Linked DNA regions of Homo sapiens: region 2 is linked to region 1. Evidence: chromatin loops called from intact Hi-C (ENCODE). Cell type or tissue: prostate gland. All regions are shown on one strand.

The links. Peaks named below come from ENCODE experiments on the same cell type or tissue, not always from the same donor. Only the 100,000 strongest peaks of a DNase experiment are listed, where the experiment ranks them.
Region 2: it touches region 1 in a loop (2.5-fold over the local background); 8 of 110 quality-filtered maps call a loop at or near these places.

What each region holds. Positions count from the first base shown.
Region 1 is chr14:101,624,514-101,632,513 of GRCh38, forward strand. It overlaps LINC02320 (long intergenic non-protein coding RNA 2320), which reads right to left. Exons shown (of 6, transcript NR_184269.1): 5 at 7,900-8,000; 6 at 3,836-4,891. Among named protein-coding and RNA genes, the nearest start is that of DIO3, 67 kb to the left of the region's middle. In prostate gland, a CTCF peak has its summit at 4,109 (motif pointing left); a DNase peak (open chromatin) is centred at 4,098.
Region 2 is chr14:100,435,959-100,443,958 of GRCh38, forward strand. The region is part of intron 2 of WDR25 (WD repeat domain 25); the gene reads left to right. Among named protein-coding and RNA genes, the nearest start is that of WDR25, 63 kb to the left of the region's middle. RefSeq lists an enhancer at 2,622-3,821 and a silencer at 4,994-5,288. In prostate gland, a CTCF peak has its summit at 4,410; DNase peaks (open chromatin) are centred at 3,473, 3,983 and 4,403; H3K27ac peaks cover 742 bases.

The DNA of each region.
Region 1 (8,000 bases):
TCTTGTTCACAACTGGAACCCCAGTGCCGAGAAGGGGCCTGCTGTGAGCAGGGCAGAGCATGTGCACCCACTGAGTGAGCGAGTGACCATTGCAGCCTCACTCCTGCGCTGCATTCCGCAGCATTCTTTCACATCCATGGTTTCCCCCGAGGCCCCTCAGGAACAAAGGCTCAGAGAGGGTGGGAGAAGTGTGCAGGGTCACACGTGCTTCCCCTCCTCCCTTTATGGGGTCCTGTGGAGGAAGGGGAGGCCTGACTGCACACTGCAGAGGCCAGGGCAGGGCAGAGAGACTCCCACGCATGCTACTCCAGGGATGGGGCCTGGAGGGAGGCTCCCGTGCGTGCTAGTCCAGGGCCTGTGGAGGAAGGAGACGCCTGACCTCACACTGCAGAGGCCGGGGCAGGGCAGGGAGATTCCTGTGCATGCTACTCTAGGGATGGGGCCTGGATTCTTCAGTGGGTCCCTGGGCAAGTCAGGCTCCCTAAATGCCCCACTGTAGGTGCCTGCAGTAACAAGAACAAGAAGGGCAGGGCATGCAGCAAAGCCACAAGGCACAGGCTGCGCACACCTACTGGCTGTGACCCTGAGCAAGTTACATAACTACTCTGTGCCTCAATGCTCTCATCTGTAAAGTGAGAGTAACAATTTCTGCCTACCTGACAGGGCTAAGGGAGGATTAAATGAACCAATATCTGAAAGTTCTCAGCATGATGCCTGGCCGATGAAAAAAACCTCAGAAAGTGTTAGTACTACTACTACTAATAATAATAATAAGCAATAACAATGAAGAGTTCATGGCCCCGTGACAGTGGTGCCTGGCACTGACCTCTGTGTTTGTTCTAATTCTCTCAAGACCCCTGAGAATAACTGCCACACAGATGTCAGCACAGGGGCTGGGCCTCCCTGCCCACTTTCTGCTTCCCAGAAAGTGGCCAACTTCCCCCTGGCCAACTATGCTTTCTAGCCAATATGTAAGTTATGGCTTTTCCTCTGTGGCTCAGCATAGGGAGCAGGGCAGGAGAAAGGCAGGGACTCCACCAAGGTCACACAAAGAGTGCCAGTGGGGCCTGGTCCACCCTTCTCAGGAAGGTCTGAGCTCCCTGTCCTGTGCTCCCATAATACCTAACCTTCACCTTGCAGATGAGTCACTGCAACTGTGCTTGCTCTTTAAGGTCTACCTTGCCTGTAAAAGCCAGAGCTGTTCATGCAAAATTTCCTGCACCTGGGCCTGAGTCAGAGTTGGTTCTCAACCAATATTTTTTAGTGGATGAGTAGGTAGGTGGATGGATGGATGATTGGATGGATGGATGGATGGATGGATGGATGGATGGATGCATGGATGCATGGACTGACAGATGGATAGGTGGATGGATGGTTAAGTAGGTGGGTGGATGGATGGATGGATGGATGGATGGATGGATGGATGGATGGATGGATAGATGGATGGATGCATGGATCGACAGATGGATAGGTGGATGTATGGTTAAGTGGGTGGGTGAATGGATGGATGGATGGATGGATAGATGAGTTCCAGTGTGAATGGATGGGTGGATGGATAGGTGGATGAGTCCTGAGATGAATGGATGGGTGGAGGGTAAGTGGATGAGTTCCAGAATGAATAGGTTTGTGGATGAGTTTGTGGATGGGTTGTGGCTGGGTAGACTTCAGAGACAGCACTCTCCTGGGACATATCATTGAGCCTTTCCCCATAATCTGAAACACAAGGAGGCTTCAATGGTGTGGGATCCAAATGGGATCCAAAAAAGATTCTAAAACCTTCTGAGTCAAGTGCATTTGGCCTCAGTGGGCCTCAGTCTATCCATCATGAAGTTGTGAGAAGAGGACCAGCCTGCCTGTGTTTCACGATTCCCGGGATGAACCCTCCTTAAAGGAGAGGTACAGTAGCACCTTGAAAAGGGTAAGTGCTGCAAAGACCTGGTTTAGAGGATAATGTTAGCCCTGCCAAGGGTACCAAGGGTGCAGCAGGGAGACACGCCCTGCCAGGCCTGTCCTGGGAGCATGCACGGGTTTGCCCTGGCAGGCATGCAGGTAGAGGGAGACAGCCGCCCTCAAGGCACTCATGCCCTCTAACCCAGTAATTCCACTTCTAAGAATGGACCCTAAGGAGGTAGTCAAGGATTTCCAGAGAGACTCACCTATGAGTGTGGTCATTGCAGGGTCAGAAAAGGGAAGATGTCCATGTAATAACAGACTTCAGCGTAAATAACTCATTTCTCTACACTGCAGGGCACTCCTCCACAGCGGAATATTACGCAGCTGTTCAAAGTGGGTTTTTGAAGAATGACTACATGGCATGGGAAACTCTTAAAAGATTACTGGAAAAAAATCAAGATAAGACAAACTGCACGTGGAGTAAGATCTCATGCCTATTGGGAGGAAGTCTCTTTCTGAGTATTTGCTTGGGAAAAAAGTCCTCAATAGGTATATACCAGAACGCCTGGTTATCTCTAGGTGGGGGGATTATAGCGTTTTTTCTTCCTAGTAATTTTCCATATTATCCAAATTGCATTTCAGGGGTGCAGGCCAGGGGGTGGCCCTGAGTGGGCCTCTGTCTCTGAACTTCCTTCCCTGGGGACCAAACAGGAAAACCCCCACCCTTCCCCTCCAGAAGGGAGGGATTCCTAAGGACAGAAGAGCTATGGAGGGAGGAAGTGCCCTGTCCAAGCCCTTTCAAACATCAGGATACATAAAACTCCAGGCCCTTACTGCCTGCATCTTATCTGAGAAGTGGGATTTTTGGAGCTATGTCATTGCCAGCTTTGCTGTCTCTCCGTGTTTTTTTCACCTTCCACTTTTTTTTTTTTTTTTTTTTTTGAGACGGAGTCTTGCTCTGTCGCTAGATTGGAGTGCAGTGGCACGATCTCGGCTCACTGCAATCTCTGCTTCCCGGGTTCAAGTGATTCTCCTGCCTCAGCCTCCCCAAACTCCCACTGGGACTACAGGCGCCTGCCGTCACGCCCAGCAAATTTTTTTTTTTTTTTTTTTTTTTTTTTTAGTAGAGACGTGTTTCACCATGTTGCCCAGGCTGGTCTCGAACTCCTGAGCTCAGGCAATCTGCCCGCCTCGGCCTCCCAAAGTGCTAGGATTACAGGCGTGAGCCACCGCTCCCGGCCTCACCTTCCACATTTTCTACAATGAACAAGAAGAACTTGGCAAGTCAAGAGAAGAAGCAAAGCCATAGAGAGCTAGCCAGGGGCGTTGGCCGGCTGTGGATCTGTCCAGACCCAGGCCGCCCTCCTACGCGGGCCTGCTGCAACCTGCGCTGGGGTTGAGGCAGGAACCAAGCTTGGGGCCAACCGACTGCGTGGGACGTGGCTCCCGGATCTGCCCCTCACCAGCTGAGGACACCGGAGCGTCTCTCTCCAGGACTCAGTTTCCCCATCTGTGAAGTGAGGATAGTCCCACCCCCCAGCTCAATGGATCCCTGCGGGAGGAGGGAATGCGAGGCTGGTTGTGGGTCGGGGGGCCTCTTTCCGATTCTTCCTGAAGAACCCTGCACAGAGGAGACGGGGGACTGGGAGGGGCCTGGGTCTCCGAGTGTGGGCACGGGGAGCTGAGGTCTTGCAGCTCCTGGGTCTGGGGCGCCGGGGTTCTGTGAGAGCCCCAGCTTCGTCACGTACGACTTCCTCTCCTCTAATTGAGGGAATTGCAGAAGCCCCGGAGGGCGGCTGGTTCAGAGACCGAAACAAAGGCAGGATCAGGACCCTGGATCAGAATGGGGTCCACGCGTGAGTCTCTGTAATTAACGCTCTGGTGTCTCAAATTACGAGAAAATATATAAAACATGTAATTGCTTCTGTATTTTGGACACTCATTAGGAGAATAATAAATGTTATTATTTATTAATATGGTAATGAATCATCTCGCTTTTAAAATTAAACATTAAACCGCTAACAAATTAAATGTAAATTATTAGGCCCCGAGTTGATGGAAAGAGTTCCCCGGGGAGGGGCCGCTGGGCTCCTTCTTTGCAGAAATGAGTGCGTCGCCCTTTAACTAGGCGCGGAGGCTGCGAGCGGTGCGGGGTGACCTGAGGACACCCGAAGACACGGGCGACTCGCGGGGACATCCTGCCCCCTGCCGGCCGCGAGCGGGACCGCAGCGGCCCGCGGGTAGCGTCCCGCCGCGGAGGTGGTTTTTCCTTGTGATCTTTCCAGAAGCAGTGAAGCCCTCTTGGGCACCCGCGCCCCTCGCCTGGCAGACAGCCACCCGCTCGCGCACGAACTCGCTGCACAGAGCTGTCAGGAGTGGGGCGTGTGGCCTGGAGCGAGGCTGCTCGCGTAGGCTGGGCCTGGGCTCCTGGCCGTGTTGTCACCGCCAATCCCCACACACGCAAGAGAAAGCAGCTTCTAGCCTCATCTCACACACGGGAAAGTGAGGCTCAGAGATGTGTGGCCTGGCCGGGGTGCACAGCCAGTATCCGGTGGGCCTGGGATGCCAGCCCAGCCTGCCAGGCCCCAGGGTGGCCATCATGGAGTGGGACTCCCGGGCTGGCCCCCCAGAGCCTGTTCCAGGCACGTGCATTTGAATTAATGGGGTTACTGTTTCCTGAGGGCTCTTGCCAGACACCAGCTACTTACTGCACGTGGTTGAGCCCAATCAAGTAGGCAGTGTGCCCTGTGCCCATCTTACGCACGAGCAGACTGAGGCACGGAGAGGCTTCAGCGACTTGCCCAGGTCAGCAGCAAGGAAGTAGGGGCAGGAGAGAGAAGTAGGTCTTGCTGAGTCTAGAGTTAGCTCTTGACCACTCCAGGCCAGACTGGGTTCTCCCTCCTTCCAGGAGGAGGGCAGGCAGCCCCATCTGTGCCCATCCCTGCGGTGCACAAAACAGTGCAGCTTCCGGGCCACTGGCTGTGTTTCTAGGGATCACCTGAGTTAAAGCAAGAAAAGGAATCATTATTTTTTTAACCAATACATGATTTGGGGCTTAGAGGTTGTTTGCAGTCACTCTTATGAAGAATGCTACAGCAGACACCGTGGGTTCAAGGTTATTTCCTTGGGAAAGACTTCCAGAAGTCAAACTGCTGGAACCAAAGGCTGGGACAGCAGGATTTTGGCATGCATGTTATTAGGATCCTTCTCGTATATGTGTCCCAGCTTGCACTCATCTGGGGAGGGACTCAGAAAAGAGGGCCTCCTCCCCTCACAACCAATAGCACCCTTGAGATGGCCCAGGCTGGCAGGGTTGGAAAAGTCCAGCTCATCTATGGTCCAGTTCTCTGGTGGGCACTGACCCTTGAGCCAGCCACACCCACACCCACACCCACACCCATGCCTGTGGGGATCAGAGGTCAATAGATGCAGCCTCCAATGGTCTGAGGCTCCCTGACTTTCCTCCCGCCTTCTCTCCGTGTGTAATCCCAGCCCAGGGCCACCCTTTGGTGGCAAACACAGACACCCCTGTGTCAGCCATACGTATTCAGCCAAGGCTTTATGAGTACCTTCCACTTAGGAACCCTCACTTCTGTCTCTGCCTTCCCTTGCGATTATGAGTCCCAGCAATGGCAGCTGAGCACTCAGGATGCCCACTCCTGGCTCTGACTTTACGTCACTTTCTCAACACGTTACAGGTGAAGAGCCTGCCAAGTGGCCGAGCCACGATTTGGCCCCAGAGCCCAAGTTCTGTTCTTTCCTTGGGTCTCTGCTGTCTGCCCAGGCCTGAGCATGGTCCCTCAGACAGGCTCAGGAAGTATTTGTGGATGAATCAATGAACGACCCCGTGAGGGCCTTTGCCTTTCTCCCCTGCCAGGCTGGGAGCCCCCAGAAGACAAGTGGGGTTGACCATGTGCCTGGAAGGAGTCACGGCTCCTCTCTAGACCGGAACTCCCCACTAGAGCGATGGGGTGCCACAGGGTATCCCAGCAGGCCCGGCAAGCACATCACAGGAGCGTGGAGAAGCGGGACCAGCCGTGCCCCCATCCCTGGGAGCCCTGCCCCCAGCCTTGTCTAAGGCCTCACTTGCCCCATATCTGGTTTGGGGAGCAGGTTTCTCACCCCAATATGATTCTGTTCTCTGCCCCCTCTGCCCTCCTACCCCACACATCCCAGCGTGGATGGACGAGACTTCGCCCCTGCCTCCTGCCCGGGCCCCTGCCATGGGAAGGGGACGCATTATTGCTCTCTCTCAGGGCTATTCAGACACCAACTAATTTATTTCCCTCCTGCCCCCTTCCTTATTGATCAATGCTTTAGCTGAGTGGCTGTTAAATGACTTGTTCCCATAGCAACCATCAGATACATGCTCGGATCTGATGTGTCTGTTTCCTGAGCCAGATCGCCTCCTAAGAGCTTGGAGAGAACAAATCTCCTTTCATATCCGTCGCTGTCTTCTGAAAGGCACAGGATATTGTTCAGAACAAGTCATTTTTTAAAACAATATTAAAAAAAGAACTAGGTTTTTCAACAGATATAAAGTTGTTTCATAAGGTGCATCATTCTTAAGAAGTATTAAATCAGATTTTAAAAGCTTTGACCAAGTTAATCTTTCTTCTGCCTACTTTTCCTTCTGCACAGGGGGAAGTATGGAAACGGTCTCTGCATAAAGATACTCTGCTGCATCATTTATAAAAAGAAAAATTGAAAACAGCCTAAAAGCACAATAGACGATTCAAATGATCTATGGTTCACATACCTGTGAGGGTTTTATAGAGATGCTGAAACGCTGCTTAGAAGAGAGAAACACACATGTCAACAACGTGAAGTGAAAAAAAAGAAACAAGATTAAAAACTGTGTCTGCACGGGTGAGCATAATGAATGGAAAACAAAGCTAAATTATGTAGAGGAAAAAATACTCAGGAAAACAAACACAGTGAAATGTTGACAGAAGTGTTTCTTGTTGGCAGAGCCATGGGATTTTCTTCCTTATTCACTTACTTAATACATATTTATTGAGCACCTACTACGAGCCCAGCCCTGTCTGAGGCATTAACAGCACAACTGCTATTTCTACTGCCTATATTTTCCCAAATGTGTTTAAAACTGTTTTAAAACTATGTATTTTTTTCTTATTTTTGTTTGTTTGTTTGTTTGTTCTGAGACAGGCTCAAGTGATCCTCCCACCTCAGCCTCCCCAGTAGCTGGGACTACAGGCGTGCACTACTACACCCCACTAATTTTTGTATTTTTTGTAGAAACAGGGTCTCGTTGTGCTGCCCAAGCTAGCCTCGAGCTCCGGGCCTCAAGCAATCCACCCACCTCAGCTTCCCAAGCTCTGGGATTACAGGTGTGAGCCACCGTGCCCAGCCAAGTATAATTTTTTTTAATGACAGGGTACATGTTTCACCTGCCACGTTGCCAACAAATAAACATAAGACGCTCTGTTGGTGAGGAGAGGATATAGGAACACCAGCCCCGCCTGGCAGAAGAATGAATGACCACGACCAATAAAGGACCAGTTATCAACACTTAAAACCGACATACTTTTTCCCAGCAATTCCACCTGTAGTCATTGTCCCTACTGGGATTCTCTCCCACCTTTGTCGTGGGATGTTTACGAAGCTTGTTTACCGTGGCATGTGACTGCTGGAACCCCGAATGGTCCTCGCCAGGGGATGGCTACCCAGATCGTGGTTCAGACTCAGGAAAACACTGAGCCCTGAGAAGAACGAGGCGATCTGCCAGTGTGTGGAACACTAAGCTGAGGTCCCTAAGGGACAGAGCAAGGCGGATCACTTGAGATCAGGAATTCGAGACCAGCCTGGCCAACATGGTGAAACCCTGTCTCTACTAAACATACAAAAATTAGCCGGGCGTGGTGGCGGGCACCTGTAATCCCAGCTCCTTGGGAGGCTGAAGCAGGAGAATCCCTTGAACCTGGGAGGTGGAGGTTGCAGTGAGCCGAGATCATGCCCAAGATCTCTGCTCTTCCCCCGTCTTGCCTTAGTGATCCTGGGCATGTCCCTTCACCTCTGCGGCCTCAGTTTCTCATCTGCACAGTGAAGATGCTGATGCCCGCCTGGCTGATGCCCGCCTGGCTGCT
Region 2 (8,000 bases), 1.2 Mb before region 1:
CACCGTGGAAGAGTTGACTCTGAGCAAATCATTAATCTTTTTGGGCCTTAATTGTCTTCTCTGTAATGGGGAAGGATAGTACCACTGGCCTCTCCAGCAAGTTCTTTGCATCTGCTGAGGCCAGATTCAGGTGTCAAATTCTCAGCTCTGCTGTTGACTAGCCATGTGTCTTTGGGATGTGTTATGTCTGGAGCTTTGCTAACAAAGCTTTCTCACCTTATCTCATTGAGTCCTCCCATCCAGCATTTTCCATATGAGTGCTTTGAGTTTCAGAGAAGTGAAGCGCTTATGGAGGGTCCCACAAGCAGTGGGAGCCGGGACGCAGGGCTGACTACTACACCTGGGCCCGCCTTTTCACCACAGACTGTGTGTGCTTGTCATACTTAGACTTTGCTTGTACTTGGGAAAGGAGTTCAGTTTGCTTTAATGTCACTTTAATGCTTTTTAGAATTCATTTCCTTTGTTTATTTTGCAGCGGTATAATTTGCAATGAAATAGTTTCACATTGAGCTTACATGTTTTGATGGCATCTTAATGTTGGCTCCATGGATTTGCAGCCAGATACTTTTGTCATTCTAACTTTCCTATATGATGGCACTATGTGGCAGTGTGGCCATGAACTATGGCCTGGGTTTCCCTTTAGGCCGGCCAGGTAGCCTCTGAGTCAGGTGTTCGGTGTCTCTTGGGTCGTGGAGGACTCTGCACACTGGGGACAAGTGTCCTGTGTGTCAGTCTCCTGTGTAGCTTGGTTTTACTTTGCCATGTCATTGGGTCCTTCCTGGGGTTGGGTTTCACCTAGGAACATCTGGCTGGGCATCATATGTGCAGAAGAGAGCGTCTCTTCGCTCTCGCCCCCTGAGCTGTGGAGGGTACATGCGCACCCCAGAAGCAAAAGCTCTGGCTCCCAGAGGGCCTTGGTTTGCTAGGTTGGCCCTGCTTTCAGTTGCTGTCCTTGTGCCACAGCATATGCTGAGCCATCTGTTCTGCCTTTTTGTTTTGGAAAATGTGGCACAACAGTTAGAGTCTTGCCTAGAAGAGCACTGAAGGCCTTTTAGCACTGGGGCTGTGCCTTAGCCATTTGGGTCCCTTCAGTGCTTGGTGAGGGGCTGGAGCTGGAGTAAGGGCCTGGTACTTGTGTGTTGAATGCTTGTATGCATGTTTGATTATTGTGGCTGAGGGCTCAGGAGAGTGGCAGGAAAGGAGGAGGTGGAGCCCAGAGCAGGGACTTCTTTCCAGGGCCCAACCCACACGTTGGTCTTGCTCCTGGAAGAGCACCTGCCTGTAGAAAGCAGGTCCCTTCTGCCCAGCCCCCCACGGCCCAGCCTTAGCCCCATCCTCTCCTCAAGAGACCCCACAGCTTGGCTTTAGCAAGACCCAGACCCATATCTGAGATTCCAGTCTGAGCCCGCTGAGTGTTGAGTCTCACTGTTTCAGCTCTTGGGTTTCAGTGCCCAAGAAGTGGTACTATAGTGGCATAAAAAAGCCACCCGAAGCTGGGCTCATACCTTAGCTTTGGCACTTACTAGCTGTGTGGCCTTGGGCAAGGTGGGTTGCTTAACTTCTGGCAGCCTTGATTTCCTTACTGTGAAGCAGAGACATACCTCTAAGCAGAGAGTGGTTGTAGGGATTTGGGATGACATGTGTCCAGCACCCAGACACTTGGGCATTGGTTGCCATTATTATTATTAGTATTATTACTAGTATTATTAGTATTAGTAGTATTACTGTTACTGCTACTGATGTTACTGTCACCACCACTGTTAACCCCCATTCTCTCCCTCTACCTCTCCAACCCTACGTTCACCCACAGCACTGGTGTTATACGCCCCCTTAGTGAAGAAGAGAAGACAGGAGCTGGCTCAGAGCATTTATCTGCCCAGCTGCTGTGAGCCCTGAGCTGACCACCAAGGATGCTAAGGGGTTCAAGGAGGACTGCACCTCCCTCTGTCCTTGCCTTCTCATCCTTTTTTCTCCTGACACACCATTGTTTTCGCAAAAGAAAGAAGTAGTTGGAGTCTGGGAAAGAAATCCCCAGGGCCCTGTTTCAGATGATTGTCCCATTTCTAAACTTGAGTTAATAAGAGTAAACAAAGTAGTAGGTAGATTTGCACAGGAGAATATTATTATTCTCATGATTATGTAAATATTTATCTGTTCTGGCTTTCTTATTTTGTTGCTGGTGTCTAATTTCCAAGTCTTGTAATGAAGTGTAATTTGGAGAAGATTTGCAAAGACAGGCACGTAGTGAAATAATTTGATTTGTTCAGTAAACTTGGTTTCAGTTATTCCTTTCCATGAGTTGTTTTAGAACCCCTTCAATTTCTTTGTGATTTGACAACAGCTTTCAGCCCAATGAAGATATGACTCTTAGGCATTGCCAGGAATTCAGAATTGGTTTATAATATTGTCGCTTAATAAGAAAATGCGTTCATTGGCAGGATATAAAATTTATGGGCTTCAAATGGATTTCTGTTTGTAGTTTTAGCCCTCTGTGCTCCTGCCATTCTCGAGGCTATGAGTAAGGTTTTTTAATTAAGTCAAATTGAATTGAATGAGCTTTTATTGAACGCCCACTCTGTGCCAGACACCAGCTCCTTAACCCTTGCACTGCCCTGTAGGTGGCTATGGGGAGCTGAGCCAGAGGAGGTTTTGCCCCATGCTCACGATCATTCAGCTGGCAAACCTGGGAGGTGGGATTTGAAGTTAGGTTTGATTCTCTGGCTTTTTCATCCAAAGCTGATTATAGGCAGACTTGATTAAGGAGAAGAGAGAGGTTGAGTGGCTTTCATGTTATTTCATTGAATCTTGTTTAGTCTTCTCAGCCACCCTGTGAGGTTCATTACATTTTCCCTATTGTATATCTGAGGAAAGTAAGGCTCAGAGAGGTACAGTGATATGCTCAGGGTCACACAGCTGGTAAGAGGCAGAGCTGGGATTTGAACTCAGAACTGCCTGGCTGCAAGGCCAGAGTTCCTTCTAGAACCCCTCTAGGGGTCTGCACTTCCTTTAGCACATGGCCAATTGACCACCTGCCCACAAAAAATGGCCTGGCCCTGGTGGCTAGGGCACCCTCCTGCAGATGGAGGCAAGGAGCAGTAGGGAGTGGGGCTGGGCATCAGTTGCCCAGGTACTTCCTAGCTCTATGCCCTGGGCAAGTGAAGTCCTCCTTTCTGACCCTCCCTGCACCCACTGGTGACTGGTGGCAGAATACCCTCCTGGGTTATTGTTAGGATCACAGACAACATGTGTGAGGCACCTGGCACTTGGTGGGCACTCAGGAAGTGAAGGACCCTGCCCTTTGGCATCTGTTGCTTGTCAGAATGCGTGGTGGATGGCTCTGGCCTCGGTGACGAAGCTGCTGTTGCTTCAGCCCCCGGACTCCTGTGCATCACAGAGCTGATTCAGTGCAGACAGGTGACTCATCTGATGGCATTTTGTGTGGCGTTGTGCAGTTCAGCCTGGTACAGCACGGCCCGCCCACAGCAGGTATTCAAGAGCCGTTAGTGTTTATGAAGGTGATAAAATTGCCTAGATGGAGGGAAGCCGTCAAAATAAGAGCCTTTGCCTGTCTTGTGAAAGTTAACTTGCAAACCTAATGCCTGTGGGGCTGCTGAAAAAGCGTCACCTGGATTTCTCCTTGGAGACAGAACTCTCTGGAAGGACAGCTGGGCAGCCCCTGCTTGCCATGTGGGGGTGGACGCTTTTTATGTGACAGTGAGTTGGAGAAACTAACAGTGGTCTTCAAGGCATTGTGCTCAGCTTAACTCTTTGAATTGCCATAGCTTTAAAATGAATACTAGAAACAGTTATATATTTTTCACACTCTCCATATTTTCTCCATTCAATATAATAAATGTTATCTTGAATGTTTGAGGGTTTTATAGCAAAAATTCCTCCCATTTGTAAAGCATGCTGCAGTGGATGGGAGTGAACTAGCTGGCAGCGCTCTCGTGTGACGTGGCAGAGGCTGAGGGAGTTGCCCAAACCCCACTTCCAGTTGGAGGAAGCCTGGGCCCTGACTTCCAGTGCATGTTCAGGTCCACTTGTCAAGGAAAGGATCCATTGTTAAGAAACAAACATGGGAAACTGTCATGTGAGCGTCCCTAAAAGCAGCATAGTCATTTTCGAGTCACTCTCTGATAAAGATAGAACACTTCATTTAGGCACATTTCAGGATTTCAGAACATTTGGAGTAGTCCTGGGGTGGAAAGCAGCGTTTTCCTTTTTCAATTTCAACCTGACTCCATTCCTCTCTTTATGTGTGTCAGTCATAGCAGGGGAGTGTTTTCCTCTTGGATGCGTTTGCACCTGGCAAATGAATGTGCAGGAATTCTTTGATTGCAAAATAGCTACTCTCAAAATGCAGACAGGCAGCCACAGTCAGGGAGCCCTTCGGCCACGGCAGCGGGGTGGCGCCAGACACCTGGCTTTGAGTCCCGTGGAGGCATGCCACTTAGTCTGTTCTGAGCGGCTGTTTACAGGCGGATAGAAAGGGCTGTAGGATGGGACCCTCAAGGTTTTGGGGCATGGGAGGGGCTGGCCGTCATGATTCAGCATGCTAGCTCTCTGGAGGCTGTGCTGAGCACTGAGGGACACTGGGAGAAAAACACAGGCTCCTGCTTTGTCCATGTGGAAGGAGCCCAGGCTGCCCTGGCTGCTATACGCATCCTTCCAGGCAACCTTCACCTTCTGGTCTATTTAGTCTCATTCCCTGTTTTTATTCCCTTCTTTTATTTAGGGAGAGCCAGAGCAGCAATTCTCAGGTCAGGATTATTTGGGAGATCCATATTACTTCTGATTATTTACGAAGGGACAGGCCGGGGGAGGTAACCACCTCGATAAATTCGTCAGCGAGGCAGCTGGAGGGATGTGTGACAAACATACCAGGCTGTCATTTGGCCAGAGATTGTCTGCACTGGGATTGTTCCCCCAGGATAGTCCTGATGACAAATGTAATTGACATTTTTTATTAACCCTGAAATGATTAAAGATGCTGCTGCTGAATTTGTGTCAAAGTACCCGGTCCCTGGCATTTTGAGAAAGGGATTCTCTGTGGAGCCAATAAACAGCCTGTGTTTTCTTCCTGTTCATCACTTTAATCAACTAAGACATACAGAGCCCTGTCTGGTTTGGTCTTGAAACTGGGCCAGGGAGATAAGACTCTGCTTCCTGGCTTAGGTTTCCAGAACACTCTGGTATGGACATCATGAGGGACACATAGGAGGCACTCTGTTCATTTACCACACAGTCATCAAACGTTTGCTGAGCTCCTTCTGTGTGCCAGGTCCTGTGTGTGATATTGGGCGCTGTCTCCTTGAAGGGTGGTCGCTGTAGAATGGGGGCTAGAAAGATGTTTATGGGGATGATTGTGAGAACTGAGCATTGTAGGGGAAGACTGGGCCACCCTCACTGCCTAGGGGGTGGGGTGGGGCAGGGAAGGCAGTGCAGGGGGTGGTTTGCGTCTTACAGGAAGGGAGTCTCCTCTCCAGACAGGTCTTACCTCTGGAGCTCTCCAGGCAGATGCTGGAAGTGGCAGTGCCCAGAGTGTGTGGGTCTTGGAGTGCCAGAGTGTGGGAACACAGAGGGGCAGCAGGGGAGGGTGGAAGACACACAGGAGAGCTTGGCTGGGGCCTGCAGATGGGCTGGGGGCCACATGGAGCGCAGGTGGACTTTGCTGCTTCCTAGCCTGCCTGCTGAGTTACTGAAGCTCTTGGTCTTGGTTTCCTTATCTGTGAAATGGGACAATCCTACTTTCGCTTCTGTCATAGGGCTGCTGCAGGATGAAATGACAGTAGGAGGAAAGCCCCTGATTGGTGCTTGGCATACAGAGCCTAGTCAACAAGCATCGGTTCCTTCCTAGATGCAGTCTCAGTAGCAGTGGCCAGGTATTGAGCACCTACTGCATGCCAAGCGCTGGGCTGAAGGCCTTGCACTGACTCTCTGTTAGGTATTTTTATTCCCATTTTATAGCTGAGAAACTTGTTAGAGGGTAAAGCAGTTGCTCAGGGTCACACATAGAGAGAGGCAGAGAGAAGATCTGACACCAGGCTGTTGCTCCCAAGGGCTTCCTTTCAGCAGTGCAGGGGCTGGGAGGTGCCAGGAGGAGCAGGAACATGGAGAGGGCCAGCTTTGACTGTGGCCAGAGCCATGCTTGAGCTCTTCTTTTGGAGGGATGGGCTTGGGTTGCAGAGGGTCTTACAGGGAGAGTGTGCTTATCACACTGCTCCTGGATGGACTGATGAATTGAACACTTCCTGAGCACCTGTTTTGTGGCTAGCCCTCTGCTGAGGGTGCACACATTCCCTCAGCCACAAAGCCAGTATTTAGTGAGCACCTACTGCATGCCATGTGGTCCACCAGGCCTTGGGTAGATGGTGGTGTACCAGAGGCAGGGGTCTTCACCCTGGGGGAGCTCCCAGGCTGGCAGGGAAAGAAGGAAAGAAAAAGATCACACATCTAGCATTGTGGATAAGCAACATTTCAGCACTGAAATAGTGGGTCTATGTTATTAACATTTTATATGCTAGGCTCTCCCACACAAAACCAGATCAGAACCCTCTCTCTTGCCCCTGAACTGCATAGGTTTCAAAGGTGATCTGTCCCCTTGTATCTCGACCTGTTGCTCAGGAACCATTCCCATCAGTTTAATTTCTTTTTCCTTTTAATCCTGTGGCTGGCAGGATGTTGCAGGGGCAGTAATTTAATAAAAGTATGCAGTTTGTAAAGCAGCTGCTATTCTGTGTACTAAGCACATTTGCCAACCTTTTCAGGGAAACCTCCAAGCTGTTCTTGGAACTTAGCGATATTGCAGGAAAAAAAACATTCTATTTAATAACATTTCATCCTTTGGGTTCTGCAGCTAATAGAAGCATAAATGGAGGCCATGTCTGAAAGCCATTTCTTTATGTGATTCAGAGAATCAGGACATAGCAATTACACAGTGTATGGGATTTATGGAAACATTCATGCCTAACAAGAAGAAAACAGCTCAGTAAGTTATTTAATTTGAAGTCACAGGCCCGCTGACTGGTTCCCCACCCAGACCTACCGCACTGCTCGGCAGGCCCCAGGCGCTCGCACACAGGTGCCCACTGCTCCCTGTCTCTCTGAGTCCTGCCCGGCTGCAGGTGGAAACCTGGGCCTGCTCTGTGGGGTGTGTTCACACCTTAGGCCAGGGCAAGGTGGAGCTGGGTTTGAATATTGCTCTTCTGACTCCAAGCCTGTCTTTCCTCACCACTGCATATAACAGCCTCATTAGGTTTGTAATACGTGGCAGCTGCATGATCTGCTGGGTAAGAGACACACATTTAGAAAAATTTATGTGCCACATGCTTTTCCTTTCTTTATTTCTCTTTCCCCTGAACTGAGATAAAAAGGAGAGTCACACACAAGCAGATGTCAGAATGACTGCCTTGCTTCGCCCCATCTACTGGAAAAGCCACCGACTGAATTCTTCCTAACACCGTTTCTGTTTATGGCAGATATAGGGTGGGGGTGGGGGGCAGGGCCCTCCATTCTCTGCTTTCCGTGCTAGCCGAAGCCTTAATTCAAAAACAAATTGAGTCCTTCAGCTGTCACTCGATTGTTCCCTCTGATTTTGGGGGATAAATATCATTGCTGCAGCCTCATGTCTCCTCTCTCTCCTTTTCCCCAAAGCTTTTCCCCTTTTATTTTCTCTCTCTGCCCAGAACTCAACATATCTCTGACAAAAGCATGCATTATTTAGAGCCTGTCGCCTCTTGAAGTTCTTTAATTACAGAATTAAACCAAAGTAATGACAGTTTAATTTGTTCTTTCATTAATTGGGAGCGCTCCGGGCTGATGTGAAATGAGCGCATTTGGAAGGCATGAGGAATATGTACTGAGTGATTGGAGCATGAGTAATAATAATTGCTGTCGTTTAGTGCCGGGCGCTGGCTAGGTGCTCCTCATGCATATTCTCTGTTAATGCTCCCTGCAACCTTGAGGAGGAGATACCACCTTCTCTGTTTTGCGGCTTA